Regions from separate parts of the Homo sapiens genome. Here all the other regions are linked to region 2. Evidence: chromatin loops called from intact Hi-C (ENCODE). Cell type or tissue: heart right ventricle. All regions are shown on one strand. Region 1 overlaps LINC00504 (long intergenic non-protein coding RNA 504). Region 2 overlaps CPEB2-DT (CPEB2 divergent transcript). Region 3 overlaps LINC00504 (long intergenic non-protein coding RNA 504).

The links. Hi-C counts contacts between places; a loop is a spot of excess contacts. Peaks named below come from ENCODE experiments on the same cell type or tissue, not always from the same donor. Only the 100,000 strongest peaks of a DNase experiment are listed, where the experiment ranks them.
Region 1: a loop joins it to region 2, with 2.4 times the contacts of the local background. A loop is called at or near these places in 24 of 110 quality-filtered maps.
Region 3: it touches region 2 in a loop (2.9-fold over the local background); 25 of 110 quality-filtered maps call a loop at or near these places.

Annotation. Positions count from the first base shown.
Region 1 is chr4:14,833,856-14,836,355 of GRCh38, forward strand. The region is part of intron 2 of LINC00504 (long intergenic non-protein coding RNA 504); the gene reads right to left. Among named protein-coding and RNA genes, the nearest start is that of LINC00504, 53 kb to the right of the region's middle. In heart right ventricle, no CTCF peak of the experiment used is centred here; no DNase peak of the experiment used is centred here; H3K27ac peaks cover 1,240 bases.
Region 2 is chr4:14,916,004-14,918,503 of GRCh38, forward strand. All of the region lies in intron 7 of CPEB2-DT (CPEB2 divergent transcript), which reads right to left. Among named protein-coding and RNA genes, the nearest start is that of LINC00504, 29 kb to the left of the region's middle. In heart right ventricle, no CTCF peak of the experiment used is centred here; DNase peaks (open chromatin) are centred at 1,038 and 1,252; H3K27ac peaks cover 2,500 bases.
Region 3 is chr4:14,841,232-14,843,731 of GRCh38, forward strand. All of the region lies in intron 2 of LINC00504 (long intergenic non-protein coding RNA 504), which reads right to left. Among named protein-coding and RNA genes, the nearest start is that of LINC00504, 46 kb to the right of the region's middle. In heart right ventricle, no CTCF peak of the experiment used is centred here; no DNase peak of the experiment used is centred here; H3K4me3 peaks cover 464 bases; H3K27ac peaks cover 2,309 bases.

The sequences.
Region 1 (2,500 bases), 82 kb before region 2:
TTCCTTTCTGACATTTTGTTTCAATGCAAATTTCGCTATTTTTCTATTCACTTGCTTTAAGTAGTTAAGACTATGTTTTAGGCCGGGCGTGGTGGCTCACGCCTGTAATCCCAGCACTTTGGGAGGCCAAGGCAGGTGGATCACAAGGTCAGGAGTTCGAGACCAGCCTGGACAATATGGTGAAACACGGTCTCTACTAAAAATACAAAAATTAGCCGGGCGTGGTGGGGGGTGCCTGTAGTCCCAGCTACTTGGGAGGCTGAGGCAGGAGAATCACTTGAACCTGGGAGGCGGAGGTTGCAGTGAGCCAAGATCGTGCCACTGACAGAGTGAGACTTCATCTCAAAAAAAAAAAAAAAAAAAGGAAACAAAAGACTATGCTGTAGGCCCACGTTCATATTTGACTTGCTCACCTAATGATGTGCTATAAGTATTAATACTTTGAGTTGCTATTATTTATCATCCCCACATGTCTGACAGCTTTTCCCAGAAAGGTAATTCAACCTGGCTTTTGAACCAAGGATTGGGAACTGAACCAGCAGGAATGGAAAAGGTAAGGAAAAGTATGCTTTAAGTTTTACTCAGACAGACTGAGCTCTGGGATGAGGATGCTTTGAAGCCTTGAAGATACTGACTCTTCTCCAGCCATCAGGCAGGCTGAACTGGAAAAGGCAGCAGGACTAGCCCCGGGAGCAGTCACATAGGAGGAGCCATAGTGGTTTAGAAAACAAAGCAAAACACTCAGGTCCACAGTTCCTGAGAGCCAGCTGATGTCAGAGCCTCTGAGACCACCTTCAGCTGCTCCCCATTTGGCCAGCCTGACAAGTTAGACTGGTTTATCCTCTACAGTTACTGTATGGAGATGCCAGACACTATCCCCAAACTCATTGCCAGGCACCACCCCCAAACTCACTGCACTAATAGTGAAGGGGACCCTACTTCTAAAATCTGGCAAAGGCTCTCTATTAATTGACCGGGATAGGGGTTGACAAAAGTTTGCTCTCAAGTGAGTAGATAGATAAGGCTCTGTGGGTGTCTTACAGTCTCTGCCATGTGTTCTTCTTTGTGTGGTTTTTTAAATAATCATTTTTTTTTAAATCCTTCTTAGGTCAGGCCACAGGTCAGGGCATATGGACTCCTAGGCAAGAACTTCTTTCCCTTTTTATTAAAAAATAAAATAAAACAGAAATCCTGAGAGTTGTTCTGAAATTGCTGAGACATGCTATGTCAAATCTAGTCCAGTCTTCATTGACATCCTGAGAGTAATCAGTACAGGGAATTAAACACTCCATGGGGGAGCCTCCAGTTCCCCTCAGGAGCCATGAGAGTGCACAGGAGTCCCATTAGGTTCTTCTGGAACTCACAACTCTTTTGAAGTTTAAGAAGATGCCTTCCCAGAATCATAAAAGTCTAACTATTACATTCAGCACATGATTTGTGACAATGATGAACTACAGGAAAAGAATTCCAGGAAGATCCATGGTTTCCTCTATTGTCATATTTACCAGAAGCACAAACACAAGACACATTTCCTTGACTTGGGGAACTTTTGAATTGAGTTATATGGGGAACTTTAACCAAGAGCTAGTGAGTATAAGAGGAGGCTGACTATCCAAACAGACAATGGCCCAGCTCTACATAAACGTAGAACTCTGACCCACAACTGGCAACCTGTCCAGAAAACCAATCCATCATCCACAGTAACAAACCCAGGAAGCCAGCCAGCTGTCTATAATCAGATGTACAGAAGTCAGGTTAGCAGTAACTGGTAATCTCTAGTCATTTGTCCAGGAAGCCAAACAATAACCCCTGTCACAGTAAATCCATGATGGCCAAGATTTTATTAATAACTGCCAGGCTTCCTAATTGTTGTCCCCACTTTCAGCTTAGGACCAACCAGCGAAAATTAAATATTCATCCCTAATTGATCGCATGGGATGCCCTGCTTTGAGTTAGCCCATGTTCAGATTTCCCAGGCCAACAGCCTCCACCCAGGGCACACCTGAGCCCTTCCCTTCTTTCCACTACAAATCCTTCCCACTCCCCTGCCTGCCTTGGAGTCTGGCATGTGATGGTAGCTAACTCCCTTCCTGTAGCAAGCTCTGAATAAATAGCCTTCCTTTGTTGTCATGTGGTTAGTCTTCACTTATTTTCACAAGGTTATGACTCTTTTCTCCATTTTACCTATTTTTATCATAAAACTTCACCAAATTTAGTGCCATTAATTCAGAATTACATAGAATTTAAAAGTAGACAATAACTCAGGGCCTCTCCAATTTGTCACACTAAAGCTATAAATAAGGAAAGTAAAGCACAGAAATATTTGGTCCAATGTCCCCTCTATGACATTAGGCTGCCTGCCTGGAAGTAGGATAATTTCCTACCATGCTGGGCTGAAGTTCATTCTCTGTGAAATAGAATACAGATTCCAATGAATTGGATGAGTGACATTTGTGTACACTATGTGTACACTGTCATGGTAGATATAAAAAGACATACA
Region 2 (2,500 bases):
TTTGTACCAACCTAATACAATATAATTTATAATATAGATATTTTTAATAATATTTTTTGTAGAGATGGTGTTTCACCATGTTGCCTAGGGTGGTCTTGAACTCCTGAACTCAAGCTATCTGCCCACCGTGACCTCCCAAAATGCTAGGATTACAGGCATGGGCCACTATGCCTGGTCCAACTTTTCTTCCTAATAGGATCACTCTTTCCTCTTCACAAACTCCATACCTATTCCATGCCTCCTCACTGCACACTTCTGTTCAAACCTTTTTCTTTGTATCTTGAACACCTTCTCCTCTATTTCTACCTCTCCAAACCCTATCATTCTTGAAGTCTCTGTTAAAATGTTATCCGCTCCATAAAGTCTTCCTTGTTTGCCACCAAGTGACATTTCCTGTCTCTGAACCCTCATTTTACATCTTTTACACCTTTATTGTGGCATTAATCATTTTCTAATTTATATTTACTTACCCTCCTTTTCTATCTCTCCCCTTATTTTATTGAAGTCACAGAGACGTCTGTAAAATGAGAGTCAAACAAATAAACTGGAAAGTTCCTCTGTCCACAGGACTTTCAGAGAGAAGTTAAATGTGTAATCCTGATACCTTGACCACAGCTAAATGGACCAGGATACGACCCCAGTTCAAGACCAGCCAATCCCTAGACTGACCAGCAGCTATGAGGCAGCAGACAGGGGTGACAGTGATATGCTGGAGCTGGCTTATGCTAGCTTATGGGCCCCAACTGTTCCATTTTCAGGATTTGAGGAGCCAGGTGACGTTATGTTGACAGCTTGAAACCATCTCTCGTAGGAGTATTTGTGCCAAGGAAATTGGCAACACACAGGTGTCAGGGTTTCCCCTACCCCCACCCAACCTCCCACAGAGAACCAGTTATTAAACATTACCAGCACAACACTGATGATAGCAAACTGAACCTTCTCCCCAGGCAGTAGAAGTGTGAGACCTACAGAATGAGCCAGCGGTCCTTAACACAAACAAAGGCAGAACTAACTCAGAGAGGAGGCTGGGTGCAAAAGACAGGACACAGACAACGGCATGAGGCAGCAAAAGCCACAAGGCTGAGAGATAGGAATAGAAATAAGCTGGTCAGTAATGGCAGGTTCAGAATAAGCAGAGGCAGGGAGTGGTGGAATTGTGACGATGACAAATTCCTGGAGTAGAAACAAACAAGTGCCTCTGCCTCGGGATGATGACTAATCCTGCCTCCTGGATGCTTTGCTGGATCCCACATGACCTTTCTAATTCCTACTCATCTGTGGGGCTGGCTTTGCAGGGATTCCTTTTTTCCTCACTTTCCTGCCTCCCAGATAAACTCTCATCACAGAGGACGTGCAGCCCAGAGAACACAATAGAGTGACCATTGCACTTTACAGCTCATAAACTGCTTTCACATCTATCCTCACATTGAATCCTCATGATAACTTTGGCAGGCACACAGGACACCAGCTCTTGTGAGCCTCAGCCAACACATGAGATAAGGAAGCTGAGGCTCAGAGAAGCTGCAAGACTTGCCCAAATATATGAGGCTAGAACAAAAAAGAAATGACATATGATCCCAGGTCCTCTGGCCTCAGGATCAGGGGCTCAATCCACTTTGGGCATAGGTGAGCTGGGAAGTCCACATAAGATGGGAAATGCTTTAACACTTTGTCCTCTCAGATCACAGCCCATGAATGACAGCACGGTTAGTCAACCATCAGAAGGAGCGAAGAGGCCAAGAGATAGAAAAAGTGAGAGAAAAAAGAAAATGAAAGAGATGAGGAGAAAATGTGATTTGGAAGTTTGGGTATCACATATAAATAATATAATATATAGGTATGCACACACACATAAATATACATGTACAGTATACATGTAATATCACATTATGTATGTTATGTGGCATCAGACATACCTGGGTTAAAAATCTCAGCTTCCCTACTCATTGGACACGAGAACTTGAACAAGCCACTTACCCTTCCTGAGACTCTATTCATAAAATGGACATTAGTTTCTCCGTCCACTTTGTAAGATTCTGATAAAGCCTGATGAGAAAATGTATGTAAACTATCTGACACAAAGCTGTCCATAAAGTAATAATTTAATATATTTGATATTTAATTACTATTATTTTTAAGAAATAATTAAAACAATAAAAAGCTATAATCACTTAGTTATTAATTAGGATCATTAATCTGCCTTTATCCTAAAAAAAAAAAGTCAGCTAATGAAAGAACTCCTCTATATAAATCAAGGATATTTTATACATGTACACAGTCTGCTCTACCAAAAATTAAAAATATCATTGAAAACATACAGGATTCAAAATTAAATGTCTTTAAATAAAGCATAAAGCAAAAACAGCTGCTGCTGGAACTTGGTCCCTAGGCAGGTTTGATTTTTGAAAATGACAAAGAGGCCAAATTGTGCTTCGATTCCTGCCTGAACGGAGTGAGAGATGGGGTGTGACTGCCTCCCTGACAGCCTGCTTGGGGGAAG
Region 3 (2,500 bases), 75 kb before region 2:
GACAATCATCTCTTCAGAGCCCTAATGGCCTAATCACCTTTCAAAGACCCTACCTCTTAGTACTGTTACAATGACAACTAAGTTTCCAAGACATGAACATTTGTGGACGCTTTCAAATTACAGCATTCTGCCCTTGTTCCCTAAAATTCACGCCCTTCCTCTCACATGCAAAATATATTCATTTCATTCCAATAGCCCCCAAAGTCTAAACTCAGTCAAGCACCAACTCAAAAGTTCAAAGCTCAGAGTCTCATCTAAATTAAATACGGGTGAAGCTCAAGGCATAATTCATTGTGACACAAATTCCCTCCAGCTGTGAGCCTGTGAAATGAAGCAAGATATCTACCTCCAAAATATAATGGTAGAATAGGGATAGGATAGACATTCCCATTTCAAAAGGGAGAAACTGGCAAGAAAAGAAGGGTAGGTCATTCCAAGTAACTCCAAAACCCAACAGGGAAAACAAAATTAAGTCTTAAATTTGAAGAATAATCTCCTTTGACTCCTGAATCCTGAACACACCTGAGCATGGGTTGGGACCTACGCAGTTTGCCTATGCTGCTCTTACTGGTTGGAGTCTCATGCCTGAAGCTCTCCCAGACTAGCACTTCACATTGGTAGCTCTACAGATCTGCGGTCTCAGGAATGACCCCAATTCCACCACTCCACTACATGTTTCCCTACTAGAGACTATCTGCAGCCGCTCCAAACCCACGTTTCCCCTGGCAATGCCCTAGTAGTGGCTCTCTGCAGTGCCTCCACCCCTCTGACAAGTAAATACCACATGATATAAGAGGGAGTGTGAATGCTACTCCCCTGGGAGTGGCAGCCTGAGTCACACCAGGGGCCACTTGAGCCCTGGCTTGGGCAGCTGAGAAGCGCTGTGCCGAAATGCAGAGTGCAGAGTTCTGAGGCAGTCCTAGGAATGAATCTGTGGAGGGCATCCCAAACTCATCCCCTGAAACCATTCTACCCTCCTAGAGCTCTAGGACTGTGATAAGAAGGCAGCCTCAAAAATTTTTGTAATGAATTCTGGGTCCTCCTCCCATTGTCTTGATGAGTAGCACCTGGCTTTCTTCCAACGACAGAAATCTCTTTAGCAAATGTTCACTTGGCCACATCCTTAGTATTCTCTCCTGAACATTTTTTTTCACTCTTTACATGGCCAGGTTACAAATTTTCCAAATCTTTCCATTATGTTTCTCTTTTAAATATAAATTTTGCCTTTAAGTAATTTACTTACTATCATATCTCACTGTGTGGTTAAAAATAGCCATGCAGCAGCCTGAATGCTTTGCTGCTTAGATATTTCTTCCACCAGATATCCTAGTTGATCACTCTTAAGTTCCACATTCTATAAAGTCCTAGGTCACAGACACAGTTCTGCCAAGGTCTTTCCTACTTTGTAAAAAGGATGGCTTTTATCCCAGTTTCCAATACCTCATTTCCCATATGAGACCTCAACAAAATGGCCTTTACTGCCCCTATTTCTACCAACATTCTGGTCATGACCACTTAAGTAATCTCTAAGAAGACTCAAACTTTCCCTAAAGCTCTTCTCTTCTTCAGAACCCTCAACAGAATCACCCTTAATTTTCCATTCATGGCAATACAGGCTTTTTCTAGCCTCTGCCCATTATCCAGTTTTAGATTTTTGTTATAGCAACAACCCACTCCTGGTACCAATTTTGTCTTAGTCTGTTTTCTGTTGTTATAACACGATACCACAGACTGGGTAATTTATAAAGAACAGAAGTTTATTTGGTTATAGTTCTGGAGGCTGAGAAGCCCAAAAGCATGGCCCCGGCATCATGGCCTAATCACTTCTTAAAGACCACACCTCTTACTACTATTACAGTAGCAACTAAGTTTCCATCATGTTCAAATCACAGCATCCACACATATCAAGAGGTCTTCTTACTGGCCACAGTGAGAGAAGACTTGGTACAATGTAGGGAAGTACTTGGCTTCCTGTAAGCTTAATAAAACACCAGTTTTATTTTATTAAAGTGAGTCCTCAAAGCAATGCCAGTTACTGGCATTTTTAAAAAACTTATCTGGGCCATATAATAAGCTACACTGTCATTTCTCTCTTGTATGCTCAGAGTTTAATCTGTCACTTGGTAGTTGTAAAAGAGCAAATGAAGAGGTAGCTGTAGGATTTCCAGTATGTTACTAGTGTCTGTGTGACTCGCTCCAGGCTTCTTGCTTTCATAGCTCTATTTCTCAGTCTTTTATCTCACAAATGAAAGAAGGTAGGCCAAGAAAGATGTTCTACCTTAGTCACATCTAAAGGGTAAATCCATTGACTAGTTTTGAGGGATGTCTGATACATGTCAAAAATCCTAAAATTGTCTAGCTATTATTGAGGGCCAGGAACTCTAGCTTGGTTAGTCCTCTCAAATGATTTTCAGAGTAGGTTAGCATCTCATTTTAAGGAGTAGAGTTTGGGTATGTCATGAAAGTGTTTATGGGAGGCCAAAACACTAGTAAAATAATT